Linked DNA regions of Homo sapiens: region 2 is linked to region 1. A link is a loop called in an ENCODE intact Hi-C map of the cell type or tissue named here. Cell type or tissue: natural killer cell. All regions are shown on one strand. Links, peaks and the distances in the headings refer to the core of each region. The heading gives the core; the rest is flanking DNA.

Evidence for each region. A loop is a pair of places that touch in the nucleus more often than their neighbours do. Peaks named below come from ENCODE experiments on the same cell type or tissue, not always from the same donor. Only the 100,000 strongest peaks of a DNase experiment are listed, where the experiment ranks them.
Region 2: a loop joins it to region 1, with 24 times the contacts of the local background. A loop is called at or near these places in 20 of 110 quality-filtered maps.

Annotation. Positions count from the first base shown.
Region 1 is chr13:100,568,582-100,576,952 of GRCh38, forward strand. The region is part of intron 2 of GGACT (gamma-glutamylamine cyclotransferase); the gene reads right to left. Among named protein-coding and RNA genes, the nearest start is that of GGACT, 16 kb to the right of the region's middle. In natural killer cell, for the core only: CTCF peaks have their summits at 4,655 (motif pointing right) and 4,856; a DNase peak (open chromatin) is centred at 4,650.
Region 2 is chr13:101,098,239-101,106,609 of GRCh38, forward strand. NALCN (sodium leak channel, non-selective) reads right to left here. Exons shown (of 44, transcript NM_052867.4): 23 at 6,656-6,712; 24 at 6,292-6,412; 25 at 6,057-6,188; 26 at 4,934-5,101; 27 at 2,546-2,650. Among named protein-coding and RNA genes, the nearest start is that of LINC00411, 160 kb to the left of the region's middle. In natural killer cell, for the core only: no CTCF peak of the experiment used is centred there; a DNase peak (open chromatin) is centred at 3,523.

The sequences.
Region 1 (8,371 bases), core at 243-8,242:
AGATGAGATTTGGAACTACAATTTAAGATGAGCCAAACCATAACATCCCACTGCTGGCCCCTCCCAAATCATATGTCTTCACAATTCAAAACACAATCATGCCCTCCCAACAGTCCCTCAGTCTTAACTCATTCCAGCGTTAGCTCAAAAGTGAAGTCCAAAGTCTCATCTGATACAAAGCAAGTCCCCTCTGCCCATGAGCCCACAAAATCAAAATCAAGTTAGTTACTTCTTACATACAATGAAGGTACAGCCATTGGATAAATAAACCCATTCCAAATGGGATAAATTGGCCAAAACAAAGGGGCTACAGGCCCCATGCAAGTCTGAAATCCAATAGGGCAATCATTAAATCTTAAAGTTCCAAAATGATCTCCTTTGACTCCATGTTTCACATCCAGGGCATGCTGATGCAAGAGGTGGGCTCTCATGGCCTTGGGCAGCTCCGCCCCTATGGCTTTGCAGGGTACAGCCTCCCTCCCAGCTGCCTTCACAGACTGGCATTGAGTGTCTGCTGCTTTTCCAGGTGCACGGTGCAAGCCATTGGTGGTTCCACCACTCTGGAGTGTGAAGGACCCTTTTCCCACAGCTCTACTAGGCAGTGCCCCAGTGGGGACTCTGTGTGGGGGCTTCAACCCCAAATTTCCCTTCTGCACTGCCCTAGCAGAGGTTCTCTATGAGGGCTCTGCCCCTGCAGCATCGTTCTGCCTGGACATCCAGGTGCCTCTGTACATCCTCTGAAATCTAGGCAGAGGTTCCCAAACCTCAATTCTTGACCGCTATGTACCCACAGGCCCAACACCACGTGTAAGCTGCCAAGGCTTGGGGCTTGTACTCTCTGAAGCAATGGCCTGACCTTTACACTGGACCCTTTTAGCCACAGCTGGAGCTGCAGCAACTGGGAGGCAGGGGGGCACCATGTCCCGAGGCTGCATAGCGCATGTGGGCCCTGGGCCTAGCCCACAAAAGCATTTTTCCCTCCTAGGTCTCCAGGCCTGTGATGGGAGGGGCTGCTGAGAATGTCTCTGATATGCCCTGGAGACATTTTCGCCACTGTCTTGGTGATTAACATTTGGCTCTTTGTTACTTATGCAAATTTCTGCAGTGGGCTTGAATTTCTCCCCAGAAAATAAGTTTTTCTTTTCTATCACATTGTCAGGCTGCACATTTTCCAAACTTTTATGGTCTGCTTCCTCTTGAATGCTTTGCTGCTTAGAAACTTCTACCACCAGATACCCTAAATCACCTCTCTCAAGTTCAAAGTTCCACAGATCTCTAGGGCAGGGGCAAAATGCCGCCAGTCTCTTTGATAAAGCGTAACAAGAGTGACTTTTGCTCCAGTTCCCAACAAGTTCCTCGTTTCCATCTGAGACCACCTCAGCCTGGACTTTATTGTCCATGCTGCTATCAGCATTTTGGACAAAGTCATTCAACAAGTCTCTAGGAAGTTCCACACTTTCCCACACCTTCCTGTCTTCTGAGCCCTCCAAGTCTCTAAGAAGTTCCAAACTTTCCCACATTTTACTGTCTTCTTCTGAGCCCTCCAAATTGCTCCAGCCTCTGCCTGTTACCCAGTTCCAAAGTGGTTTCCACATTTTTGGGTATCCTTATAGCAGCACCCCACTCTCTGTGGTACAAATTTACTGTATTAGTCCATTCTCATACTGCTAATAAAGACATACCTGAGACTGGGTAATTTATAAAAGGAAGAGGTTTAATCGACTCGTGTTCAGCATAGCTGAGGAGGCCTCAGGAATCTTATAATCATGGCGGAAGGGGAAGCAAACATGTCCTTTTTCACATGGTGGCATCAAGGAAAATGAGTGCCCCATGAAGGGGGAAGCCCCTTATAAAACCATCAGATCTCATGAGAACTCACTATCACAAGAACAGGATGGGGGGGAACCGCTGCCATGATTCAGTTATGTCCACCTGCCCTCCCACAACATGTGGGGATTATGGGAACTACAATTCAAGATGAGATTTGGGTGGAGACACAGCCAAATTATATCAGACCTCAAATGAATCTCTGGAAGCAGTCTGGGTCCTTACCCATCCTCTAGGTTTATAAAATCCCAAGGAATGTCTCCTTCTGCCATGATTATAAGCTTCCTGAGGCCTCATCATCCATTCTGAACATGAGTCAATTAAACCTCTTTCCTTTATAAATTACCCAGTCTCAGGTATGTCTTTATTAGCAGTATGAGAAAAGACTAATACAGTAAATTTGTACCACAGAGACTGGGGTGCTGCTATAAGGATACCCAAAAACGTGGAATCTTAGGCTTAAATGCCTGCTCAGATGATGTATCGCTACTTATTTGCTCATCTAATAATTCCATATGTAAGAAAATGTTGTGATTGGCCTCCCCGAGAGATTGCTCAGTCTCCAAGAAAACGACCCCCTATGAGGACAGTTTATAGCCCTTGAGCTGTGTGAAAACACAGTGCCAGAATGGATCAAAGCTCCAGCCCAAAACACCATGGCATTAAAGAGACAGGGAAGCAGAGAGCAGTGACAACAGTCCTAGCTCTCTGCCAATCCAAAGGAAAGAAGGGAAAAAAGGGAAGATAACAGTGTCGAGGAGGATAACCTCAGATACATGGGAACTGGCACATGAGAAGCACACTTTTGTAAGTAGGGAGATTTATTTTGCAAAATCCCCCAGCAGGCAAGCCTTGGCAATACATTTCAGATGAACTCATCCAAACTGATGCTGTGTCTTCGCAAGGAAAATTGAAAAGACTGTATTTAATGCAAAGATATTACAGTTTTTCTAATGATCATATAGAAGTGCCATTCTTTGATATTGCTCTAATATCCTTCAGAACACAGATGTGTATGCTGTGCAGCAGAAGAAAGTGTGGTGTAGACAGAGAACATACTTTCTTTTTTTAGTTTTAATTTTAATTTTTGTAGAGACGGGGTCTCATTTGGCCAGGCTGGTTTCAAGCTTCTAGCCTCAAGCAATCCTGCCACTTCAGCCTCCCCAAGTGCTAGGATTATAGGCATGAGCCACTGCACGCGGCCCAGAGGACACACTTTACAACTAGATGTACTTCATTTCAAAGTCATGTAAAACCCTGCCGTGTTTCAGCTGTGTGACCTTGTTCAGGGTGTTTCATCTCTGTGAACCTCAGTTCCAATTCCCTACAAATGGGGATAATAATGCCCACCTCAAACATTGATGTATGGAGATAATGTATGTATATATACATTCTGGCCCACACATGATCTCAATAATTCTTACTCCCTCTGAGAGAAGGATAAATCACAGAACTACAAGGACTAAATAGAATATATCACAGATATAATAATGCCTTGCATATATCTTGTATCCAATAAGTCTTAACCTTTTTTAACTTACTCAAACATACAAAAAGCCATACACTAGTTATCTGGTATGGTTGACTGGTGTTCTTTATTATGAAATTTAACCTTTTGTGTGCAGGAAAAACCTGTATAAGCCCTTCTCTGCATTGGTCTGCACAGTATACTAAAAATGACATAGCTCATGCACGTTCCCAGCATCAGCCAAGGGTTGGACGCAACCCAAGTGTCCACTGACAGAGGAAGGAATAAACAAAATGTGGGGTATACACACAATGGAATATTACAGAGCCTTGAAAAGACTGAAAGGAAGGAAATTCTGACCCATCCTACAACAAGGATAAGCCTTGAGAACACTATGCGAAGCAAAATAAGCCAGTCCACAAAAAGACAAATGCTGTAAGATTCCACTTTTATGACATACCTAGAGTAGTCAAATTCATACAGACAGGAAACAGAATGGTGATTACCAGGAGCTGGGGGACGGGGAAAATGGGGAGTTGTTTAATGGATATAGAATTTTAGTTTTAAAAGATGAAAATGTTCTCAAGGTTGGTTGCACAACAATGTGAATATACTTAATACTACTGAACTGTACACTTAAAAATGGTTAAGATGGTAAAATTTATGTGTTAATGTTTAAAACATTTATTTATTTTTGTAGACAGGGTCTTGCTATGTTGCCCAGGCTGGGGTGCAGTGGCTATTCACAGGTGTGATCATAGTGCACTGCAGCCTCAAACTCCTTGCCTCAAGGTATCCTCCTGCCTCAGCCTCCAGAGTAGCTGGGACTACAGGCGTGCACCACCACACCAGGATAAAAAACATTTTTCAGATGATGTAAGCTTTTCATAAGAATGCAGAGTCCTCAAACTGATTAATGATGAACTGTGCTGCAGGTACATTTATGCATTTTGCTGCCCAGAGCTGTAGCTGTATCTAGCTTCAGGGTGTACTCTAGAACTTGCTTTCCTGAACGAATATCTGGGGTTTCTTAGGATACAGCTGCTAAAGGAAAAAAATAGAACTTGACATCTTTTGCTATATAATGGCATCTTTTATTAATACCCTTGGAGAAGCATAGGGTATTAAGGCTGGAAAAAGTTTAGAAAGTACATTTTAAAGTTGAATATGAAATCTACACTTCAATCCAACTAAAAGATTTTTCTAAGACCATATAGGTAGCAATCACAAGAAGAGTGGGAGAGAAGCGGCATCTTCCCAGTTTCCTCTACAATCCTCTTGACACCCACAGTCCACTGGACTTAGCTCTCCACAAGTCCTTACCTTTGAACGTCACTGTTTACTACACTGCCACCAGGGGGCAGCAGCTATATTAGTCTGGTATTCTAAACACCCTGGACTAAGGCCCAATACTCTTCCATTACCCCTTCCCCCATCCCATGAAATATGTGCATATATGTGCATATATGTGACTTCATTGAAACAATCTCAATAAGCCAGAAGTTTAAAAGAGACCCATATATAACTTTTTAAACAAAACAAAGACTTGAGTCCAATGGATGTAACACCCTTACTAATCCTTTACTATTTCTGATTTATTCCAATCCCAACAGATGTAATGGTCAATTAATATGTTAGGTTCTTTATTTGTTTGTTTTGAGAGATGGGGTCTCAGTATGTTTCCTAGGCTGGTCTCAAACTCCTGGGCTCAAGCAATCCACACGCCTCAGCCTCCTAAAATGCTAGGATTACAGGTGAGGGCCACTGTGCTTGGCCTAATATGTTAGTTTTAAAACAAAAACTACTCGAACACAGGATCAACAAGCAAAAAACAAATAAACCCATTAAAAATGGGCAAAGGACATGAACAGACACTTCTGAAAAGAAGACACACAAGTGGCCAACAAACATACCCAAAAAAGCTCATCTTCACTAATCAGAGAAATGAAAATCAAAACCACAATGAGATACCATCTCACACCTGTCAAGATGGCATTATCAAAAAGTCAAAAAAAAAAAAAAAACATGCTGGCGAGGCTGTGGAGAAAAGGGAATGATTATACACTGTGGAAATGTCAATTAGTTCAGCTACTGTGGAAAGCAGTTTGGAGTTTTCAGAGAACTTAAAACAGACCTACCTAGCAATCCCATTACTGGGTACACATCCAAAGGAAAATAGATCATTCTACCAAAAAGACACATGCACTCATATGTTCATTGCTGTACTATTCACAACAGCAAAGACATGGAACCAACATAGGTGTCCATCAACAATGGATTGGACAAAAAATGTGGCACATATACACCATGGACTACTACAGTCATAAAACAGAAAGAAATCATGTCCTTTGCAGCAACATGGATACAGCTGGAAGCCATAAGCTTAACTGAATTAACACGGGAGCAGAAAACCTGGCCGGGCGTGGTGGCTCATACCTGTAATCCCAGCACTTTTTGGGAGGCTGAGGCCGGTGGAATCACTTGATGTCAGGAGTTTGAGACCAGCCTGGACAACATGGCAAAACCCTGTCTCTACTAAAAATACAAAAATTAGCTGGGTGTGGTGGTGCACACCTGTAGTTCTAGCTACTCAAGAGGCTGAGGCAGAAGAATCGATTGAACCTGGGAGGCAGAGGTTGCAGTGAGCTGAGATTGCACCACTGCACTCCAGCATGGGCAACAGAGCGAGACCCCATCTCAAAAAAGAAAGAAAACCAAATACCACGTTCTCACTTATAAATGGGAGCTAAACACTGAGCACACATGGACATAAACCTGGGAGCAAGAGCCAGTGAAGATACTAGAGCAGAGAACGGAGGGAGGCAGGGGTTGAAAATGACCCACTGAGTACTATGTTCACTACCTGGGTACAATATGCTCTGTAAAAAACCTGCACAGGTACCTCCTGTATCTAAAATAAAAGCTGAACTAATAAAAAGAAATTAACAGAACTGCTTCCTCCAGAATATCATATAATATATAAATCATACTTATGTGTATTAAAAAAAAAAGAGACAGAAATCTATCCAATTTAACACTTGAAACCAAATCTTCCCTACACTTGGCCTCTGAGGTTTCAGCCACAGCAACCTCAAGAGCCCATCTGATGTCTGTCCTCAGTCTTCCTTTGTCAGCTCAGTTTTTCCTTTGTGATGTCCCTATATTAGAAAGGAAGGTCTGCCAATAGGTCGAACCCTCCAGCAACTTTTCAGAAGGAAAAACAGGGAGATTCCAGTCACAAAATAAAACCTATATGCTAACGTTCTTCCAAGTAGATGACAGGAATCTTCGTTCTGTGTCTTTTAAATACTACCACCAACTGAGAGCCTATACCATAGCAGTTAACGGGTGAGGTTTGAATTTACAGAAGGACCTCCATTAGCAATGACCTGTGTACCCAGAGACTTTCCCAGTTTCATCGTAGGGGAGGAGTGAGAGATGACAAACATTAACAGTGGCATTTTAGTAACTAATCTAGGAGTCAACTCCAGACTTTCAACCAATAGTGATCAGAGACTACTGTTCCTAAATCAGACAAAGAGATAGATGCATGATTTTTGTTTCACAAATTTCGACTTGTTTTCTTCTTTGAGCTCACCATGTTTTAATAAGGAAAAAGGTATTCAAATGCAAACTTTGACTACTGCTTCAGACACACTGGAGCAGCCCATTAAAAAAACTATGATGGGATCAGCCCAGGCAACATAGCAAGGCTCCATCTCTACAAAAAATTTAAGTTAGCAGGATGTAGGTGGTGCACAACTGTGGTCCCAGCTACTTGGGAGGCTGAGGCAGGAGGATCACTTGAGCCCAGGAGGTCGAGGCTGCTGTGAGCTGTGACTATGCCATTGCACTCCAGCCTGGGTGACATAGTGAGACCCTGTCTAAACAAACAAACAAACACTACAATGGTGTTTGCTACAGTTAAAGGGCATTCAAACAAATTACTCTCTGCTGACATCCAGTTTGTTCTCATGTAATCAACTATTCATCGACCGATCCAATCTAGCATAAAACTGATGGCAAAAGCAAACATGGCACTACTAGTTACTACTACTAATGGTCAAACAGGAATGAGATGCTCAGGAATGAAATGCATATAATGAATGGATCTTGCATTGCAAAATGCATTGTGAATTCAGTTATTATTTTGTAATACTTTGCCAAATATAATCTCTTAATTAGTGAGATTTGAGAATGACTCTTATCTATATAATATCCTGGCTTTTTCAGTATACTTACCATATTTCAATGTAAAAAATCAGAAAACCAATATTTATTTTGAAAACAGGTATATGAATTTAATCCAATAACTTGTAAGAGAATTATTAAAAACAAATTTTTGTAATCTCAAAAACCTAATAAAAATAACACATCTATTAGGATGGCTCAAATAAAGAAACACCAAATTGATAACATGAGATGCTGAGAAGGATGTGAAACAACTGGAACTCTCACCATTGCGGGTGGGAATGCAAAGCAGTACAGGCATGGTGGAAAGTGTCTTATAAAATTAAATCTAGAACTTTCTTACAAAATTATGACCCAGCAATTGCACTCCTAGGAATCTACCCTAGAAAGATGAAAACTTTTCTTCAGATAAAAACCTGTATATAAGTGCTTACAGCAGCTGTATTCAAAATCACCAAAAACTGTAAATAATCCAAATGGCCCTCCACTGTGAATGGATACATACAATGCAGTACATCCAGACGATGGCGATAAGAAAGGACATACACACAAACAAATCTCAAAGTTGTCGTCGAAGTGAAAAATCAGCCTCAAAGGTTGCATATTATATCATTTCATTTACATGACATTCTGGAAAAGGCACAACATACGAAGATGAACAAATCAAAGCTGTCAGGGTTTGAGGAAGGGGTGGGTTAGACTACAAAGGGGCAGAATGAGGGAGGGTTTGTTTTGTTTCCTGGCTTTTTGGTGATGGGACTGCTCTGTATACCGTTGGTGATGGCCAGTACAAGAATCCACACATTTTAAAGCTATTCACATTGTACAAACAAGTTGGTTTTACTGTAAACTTAATAATAATGAATGAAAGCATGAGAGCATGCA
Region 2 (8,371 bases), core at 217-8,216, 530 kb after region 1:
TACATGTTATTTCTGCTTCTCATAGGCTTTTGAAAACTGCTGACTTTATATTACTGTTGCTTGAACATGAAACACGTTCTGATTGGACAGAAAATGCCACAAAACAGAAGCAAGGACCTCCTAATGTTTCCCTTCCACATTTCATTTCACCTATCACAGTGCCTTGGACACAACTGACATTTAATGACTATTTGTCAAAAGGTATCCTCAGCGTTTGTTTACAGGGTTTTGGTGACAAAGTCCTAGGCTCCATATCTATATCTATATTGATCTCATGACATCTGTTGAGTTTTAAGACAACAAACAAAGGAGCAGAGGGAGGAAGTGCTCAGCCTCATACAAGAAAACACATCTTCCCAACTGGAAACTATGGGCGCAGCAACTGAAGCTTCGTTGTCTTTAACAGGAACTGTGTGTGATCTAAATGTTGGTGTATCTACTTTCCCCCTTTCTTTGGATTTATCTCTTCTTTTAGTAAGATGGGCTGAAGTTCTCCAACAGAACTTCAGCCGACGTCACCTTCACTCATGGCGTTTTTGGCCTCGGCCTCGGCCTCTTATGTTTGGATTTGAGAAGACAAAAAGACTCAAGCCCCGTCTCACCGTGCCAATTTCTTTTCAATCGTTCTGCTTGGTGCTGGTGCTCTCTATGATGGCTGAGTCTCCTTAGGCTTTCCATCTGAGCCTCGCACAGACCTCACTGCTCTAGGAAACAGGATAAATGCATCATGAAATCTGTGTCTATGCTCATCTGCTGGCTGCTGTCACCATCAATCTTCAGCTTTGGCTGGGTATGAGTGGATAATGTAAAATCACCATGCTCTTAGGCCACTGTTAATATACTGAGTCATCCAAGATTCCTAGCAGGCTTCATCCTGAAGTGTTATTATCTTTCTGGCCTCTGTTCAGTGTGGATCAAAAATCACTCTTCTTTCCACACACAAGCTTGTGGATGAATGCGTCAGGTCTCTGTCACTTTCTTTATCAGCTAATTTGATACGGCATGACCGTCAGGCCACATTCCTTGTTCTGTCTTCTCAGGTGTATCAAAGCTCTTGGAATGTCTCTCCCAGTCTGGCCTTTGTTTCAAATTCTCATTATTAATATAATTTATAATGTATTTTGGCTGAACAAAGATGTTACCTGTATTTTGTCACAATTAGAGAACAATTTGTATCATTTAAAATCTATACTAGATAGCCATATTTGCTAGAAATAAATAATGTAGTTCAGGTCTAGTAGGCCTTTTGAAGATATACATTTAGGAACTGAGGCATCATTTTATTGGGATCAAAGAGAAAATGCTTTTCTAGTTTATACATCAGCAGTGGTTGGTTTACTTTATGAATTTACTTGTAACATAAGAATCCTAAGAGAATGGGACACTTTATGATATTACAAAAATTGTCTAATTATTAACCAAACTGTGTCCCCCTTTTATTTTTCTGGAGCACACAACTAAATTCCAGCCCCCCTTGCAGTATCTCTGCTCTTTACAGAGGAATGTGGGTGGAGCAGATTCTCCCACAGCCCACTCAGTTGGAGATGGCTCTCCACTGTTATCTCCAGCTCATTGAAGAAGGCTCTGAAGACATGGCAAAGGGTGGCGGCATAGGATAGAAGGCATGTGAGTCCCTGAGTGGTCATTTGGAGGAGAGCTGTATATAGTGTATATATTGCAAATGTATATATTGCAACTGATCCAAGATGCAATATATACATTTCATTATGTGAAGCTACCGAAATATTGGGCTTGTTACAGCAGCTAGCCTTCCCTTATAACCAATGACTGAAGAAAGAGAAAGAAACGCCGTAGTGCAAGTATTCAAGTTTGGGTCTTTGTGGAGGTCCTTGTTGGTTGTCATAAAGAGGGAGATTCTGGGCAGCTAGAGCTAATGTAAAGGCACTGGCTTTCTAATGGGGAGAAAGCTGAGAGTGGGGAAGCAATAAAAAGTGGTGAGAACCAAACGCTGCTTCTTGGACATTTTTGCATGGGGCTGTTTGCTGATATGAGTCTTATGTGACAACAAAGGAAGGATCAAGTTAGCTAAGACCTCAAGGGAAAGTATCCAAAGCTTACAGCTGTAAACAGCTGGAATCTTGGGTGACCACACTCAAGTTGTCAACAGTGGGTTGACACTGGAATAGGAGGGAAGAGTGACATTCTCTGAGGTGTGCTTTTCATCTTATTAACCTTTCTAGCCAGAAGAGACATATCACATGCTTAAGCAAAAAGGGGTTTGTGGGAAGAGAATTCTTAGGGTTTTATAGGGAGTTCTTAAACTAGGCTTGTCAGCCACTGGTACCACATGCTTGCCAAGGGAGTGTAAACACCTTATTATTATTTTGTTTTCTTTTTAGGGACAGGGCTCTCGCTCTGTTGCCCAGGTTGGAGTACAGTGGTGAGATCATAGCTCACTGCAACCTTGACCTCCAGTTTCAAGTAATCTTCCCTCCTTGGCATTCCAAAGTGCTAGGATTGTAGGCACATGCCACCACACTTGGCCCTTAATTTTTATTTCAAAAGACAGAAAGATACATCTTACCCTTCTAATAATGTTGGGATCATTGCACTTGGCCAGTTTTCCAGCAAAAAGCTGAACTCCAAAGCTTGCAAAAACGAGCATTAATGTCAGCAAAAGAATGGAGACCTGAAAGAAATTGATGAAATGTTAAATCTCTTGTTAAAGACTAAATATTAGGTTTGGTTTAAACAGTGACATAAATAGGACTTCTAAGATAACATTGTATAAAAATCATGGGTTTTTGATGATATATTTTAACTTCTCCACCATAGGTCACACAATTAGCCTTACTGGAAGGTCAAAAGGAGAAAATTAACAAGCTTTGAATTTTTTAAATGGAAACATGAATTTCATGTAAGAAAATGGAATAAGGTATTTTTGATATGGCTTGAACTTTTCTGACTTTAAAATCAACACCTTGATCTTTTTTATTTAATGGAACAAAGGAAAAAAATGTTTAAGTAATTATATTTTGTCTATTTTTTCCCAAATGGACATATATATATTTATTTTTTTTTCTTTTTTTTTTTTTTTTTGAGATGGAGTGCCACTCTGTCCCCCAGGGTGGAGTGCAATGGTGCAATCTCAGCTCACTGCAACCTCCACCTCCTGGGTTCAAGCAATTCTACTGCCTCAGCCTCCCGAGTAGCTGGGACTACAGGCACACGCCACCAAGCCCAGCTAATTTTTGTATTTTTAGTAGAGACAGGGTTTCATCATATTGGTCAGGCTGGTCTTGAACTCCTGACCTCAGGCAATCCACCCGCCTGGGCCTCTCAAAGTGCTGGGATTACAGGCGTGAGCCACTATGCCTGGCCTGGATTCATATTTTTATTAGCAGAGCACAAATGAGCGGGACAGTGGCTTAGCTGTCTTGTAACTGTGAAGGTGTGCGTTAGGAGAATGTTCTATGCATAGAGGAGAGGAGAGAATTCAGTCCTGAAGAGCAAATCTGTTAATTAACTCATGCTCCCTCTGCTGGCTGACTTCTTTGGTCTCAGCAGAGACGAGTGGCAGAGGGCAAAATATGGAACAAGTGAACTGCACTGGTTGAATAACCTAAACATATACCTAAGTGTACTAAAATCACACTGACCACCATTAGGGAAAGGCACAAATTCTCCTCTAAAATTTATTATTGATCAAAAGATTCATATACATTAGCAGTCAGGTGATATTTTCTTTTAATTCCAGCTGTGTGAAGAGTCACTGTTTTATGGCTTTGCATAAAGAAAACAAGAATTTTTAAACCCATCTTAAAAAAGAAATTCAGCAACTGGGAGGCTGAGGTGGGTGGATCTCCTGAGGTCAGGAGTTCAAGGGCAGCATGGGTAACATGGTGCAGCCCCGTGTCTACTAAAATACAAAAAATTAACTGGGAGTGGTGGCACATGCGTGTAGTCTCAGCTACTTGGGAGGCTGAGGCATGAGAATCTCTTGAACCCAGTAGGTGGAAGTTGCAGTGAGCTGAGATTGCGCCATTGCACTCCAGCCTGGGCGACAGAGCAAGATTCTGTCTCAAAAAAAAAGAAAAAAAAAGTCAGTAATGATATATATACCTCTAGTAACATCACAATCTATCTTTAAAATACATTTGTGTCAACTACAACTACAGCTGTTTTCTCATCACAGGTAAGTCTCTAGAAAGCAAGATACAAAACAAGCCTATGTAAATTAATTCATGCTTCTCATGCACAAGCAGACCTCATCAATAATAAAAAAAACTTTTGATCACTGTTTTGTAAGGCAAAGATCTTTCTGTAACAGATTGTGAACAATGAGCCTCTTTCTTGTTGTTTTATCTCTGACCTTGTTTTCAGAAGACCCTAAATCAATGTTTGCCCAGCTAGAAAGTACGTTTTGCCCCCTCAATCATCTTTGTAATCACTCATTACTGTAATGCTGAAGTTAATTGAAGTGGGTTATACCTATATGTTGCATTTTTAAAGTTGTTTTATGTTAACACTCCTGAGATCTAAAGACAAATTCTGTGCTATATTATTTCAGGAACACACAGAATGAGATTAGGAGCCCAAAAGCATGAATTCCTAATCCCATTTGTGGAGTACACAGTGTTGAATCTTCTTATCCTTCATTTTCAGATGGGAGGAAACTAAAACCCAGAGTAGGAATTAGAGTCAAGAGGTTAGTACCGAAAGAGTCAGCAGATAGGAACTCTTTCAAATCTCAGAGTGCTTCTCTTTAGGTGAATTAAATAAACTCATACGCCAGAAGTGCCCATGAGTAAAGTGTTTGAAGGTGCATTGTGTTTTGTTAGTGCCTCCATTACCCTCTGGCAATAACCAAAACTATTGAATTGACCTCAATAAGCAAGACTCACTTTTCCCTCATTAGCTGCATTAGAGGTGGACTACTGTGAACTGGAATCAAAGGATAATTCTCACATACCAAAAAAATTTCCTTGAAGCCGCTGAAAAGTTCTCGAACAACTTTCCTCATCTGGGGCACCAGTTTGAATATGCGCAGAGGTCTCAGGCACCGAAGGACCATTAGAAGCTGAGCTCCCGATTCAGCAGGTACATTTTGAGGCATCCAACAAAGAAATATCAAGCTCACCTAAAGGGGAACAAATGATCTCTGGAATTTATACAATTCATCCCCTACTATTTACATTTTCTGACAGCCGACTGGCCACAACTTTTCATTTAGCAGAGATTCCACTCACTGGTTGTACGTGCCATCTGTTAACTTTAAACAACAAACCTCATCTAGACTTGCTAGGTACCTCAAAGGAAAGTCATCATGTGTATGCAGGAAAGAAATGGGGGTGTCCACACCGTGTGTGTGTGTGTGTGTACACCAGTGCGTTCTGCCTCTTCTTTTAACTTACTACTCTGGAGGCTCCACTGATGTCGATCTGGCTGGAATTCCTTTTATCAAGGTTACTGCTATTTTATTAATGACCTGCAACATGCTACTTGTTAATGATCACAATTCTCCTTGTTGTCTCTGCAAAGACATTGATTTCATGCCTCCTTGGACATACAGGAAAAATAAAAAATTCTCTGAGCCCATTTCTATGGTTTTCCAGCGAGTTTTACTAGACAGTTGAATGGGCAACTGCTATAGCCAGGTATTTTATGCAATGGAATCAGGAGAGAGATACAATCACAATCACTTTAGTTTGCTTTCAGCAATAAGGGGCTCATAATCAATAACATGGTTTATATGAGGCAAACTTTTTTTTTTTAGTATAGAAGCCATAAGGTTTGTGGGATGCAAACTAGATTTGCCATGTTAGACCTTATTAATGTATGTCTCATTCATACATAAAATTGTGATTAGTGTATTTGAACAATATAACTATCCATAGATATTTATGATGCTCTTAATTTAGATTTTACATGCATGGCCCTTATTTGCATATAATGAACTACTCTAGAGTCCATTTAAGAATTCGGTTAGGGAATCTAAGCCTCTGTAACTCATACCTCTTGCGCTTATACCAAGAAATGCAGGAGATTTTACAAAACCATTACATTTTTCATTTAGGCAATAAGCAAAGACTTACAAGATATATAAATATGTCCATTACTCCACCGAAGTCCCTGATGACAGCAGTTGGAGTGAAAAATAAGCCATCTGCCATAATCTTCAGATTAAGCTCAATGCTCATGAATATCACAAACACATACTCAGCAATCTGAAACGGGCAAAAGGCAGTTTGGTTACAATGAACGGAAAAACAGCAGGTCAGTATTTTACCTCCTAGTTGTAAGCTGAGATTTTGCAGCGGTAAGCGGTACCTGCAAAGTAGGTGCATGCATGACTCTTCGAAACGGGGACTCAAACATCATGGAAATGCAAGAGCAGATGGTTACGATGATCATGACCCAGTCCAGGTAAGTGACCAATCCCAGCAAATCACTGCCAAAGACCAAACAAAATTGAGAAACATAAAGGTTCCAGGAAAGGCTTCTAAGAGTTAGAGATGATGGCTTCTGTGGCTCTATCAACATGACTGGTATTTTAAAAACATCATTCCCCAATCATCTATTTCATAGCACTATATAGCAAGAAAATAAAAGAGAATTTTAATCGTTGTATGCAGCATAAAATAGTACATGAAAACTTTAAATGTGCATGGAAAATGAAGTTGGTGATGCTTACTAAAGTTGATGGTACTTTGTATTTTTCACAGCTCCTGTGACAGGGTCTGTTTTAGATCTGTAAGAGAACACATATATAAAATTCTGCAACAAAGCAAGCATGTTTTAACTTGCTAAAAATCATATTTGCAAACATCTCATCTACCTAAAATCTCTTTTACAGCCTCTCTACAATGTCCATTATAAAATATGTTAACTGTAGGTAACTCTGGAGGTCAGAGAACATTGATGAAAGAAAAAATCCAAAGAATTTGCAGTTGATGCTTATGAAAATAAAGTTTTATATTTCTCAAAATACTTGATTTTAGACTTTGTGACTTTGTTCAGAATTTTCTGACATGGGTAGTACAAAATTAAGTTTTGACTTTCATTTAAAAACACTCATTTGAAATCTTTGCCTTAATAGTTCAAGAATGTTAGTTATTCAAGATTATTTAATTAAATACTCCATAATTTAAATAGACTTCTTCCCCCTGCATTTAACTGTGATGTGGTAGAATGATTTATTTAGAATTTCTTGGAAGGGAGAGTCGTTGTTTCTACTTTCAGGAAGCCTGTGAGCACTGTCAATGAGATTGCTTACAGTCTTTGTGTATGTGTCCCCAATTACAACAGAGTCTTCATCAATTGTATTCAACATCAGCTGCCTTGCTGATAAAAGGGAAATTACATCACACTAAGTGAAGTGGAGAATTAACCATGAGATGTTAAGGTACAGGCAGCCAACAGGATAATTCAAGATAAAAAAAACGTACTTCAAGAACTGATCAAATCAATCTCCAAAATGGCATTTTCTTCCTTTACTTTGAAAACTCATGGAAGATTTTAATAATTGTGACTCAGTTGCTTTAAATTGTGAAAGTCTTTATAGAACAGCAGAAAGAACAATAGTCTGGCAATCAAGAGAGAGCCAGGTAGTAGCTGGGTCCCTGAGCAAAGCCCTCAACTTCTGCACGCTTAAATGTCCTCCTCTGTTGAAGGAGGGGGCACACAAATGACACCGAGTGGTCCCTGAGGTCTCTTCCATCCCTGAAATGTTATAATAGTGTGTATTAGTTTCCTCGAGCTGCTGTAACAAAGTACCACTGGTGCTTAAGACTGGATGGCTCAAGCAACATAAGTTTATTTTCTCATAGTTTTGGAGGCTGGAAATCCAAGATCAAGATGCCAGCTGAGTTGGTTCTTTCTGAGGGCTGTGAGGGAAAACCCTGTTCCAGGGCTGTCTCCTTGACTTGTGGAGAGCCGTCTTCTCCCTACGTGTCTTCGCAAGGTCTTCTCTCTGTATATGTCTGTGTCCAAATGTTCTCTTAAGGAAACCAATCATATTAGATTAGGGCCCACCCTAATGATCTCATTTTAATTAACCTGTTTAAAATTCCTATTTCCAAATACAGTCACATTCTGAGGTTCTGAGGGTTTGGACTCTACCGTATGGATTTTGTGGAGGGGGAACAATTCAGTCCATAACAGATAGTGATTATCATATGCTACTAATTAATAACAAAGAAATCAATTTACTTAAACGATGGCATCAGGGACACTCCAACTACATAATGGGAACATGGAAAGTTTTCTCATTTCCTCCATGACTCTTAATGTCTTCAGAATATTTACTTAAAGGTACTGATAGGGTTTGGCTCTGCGTCCCTACCCAAATCTCATCTTGAATGGTAGCTCCCATAATTCCCACATGTTGTAGGAGGGACCCAGTCAGAGA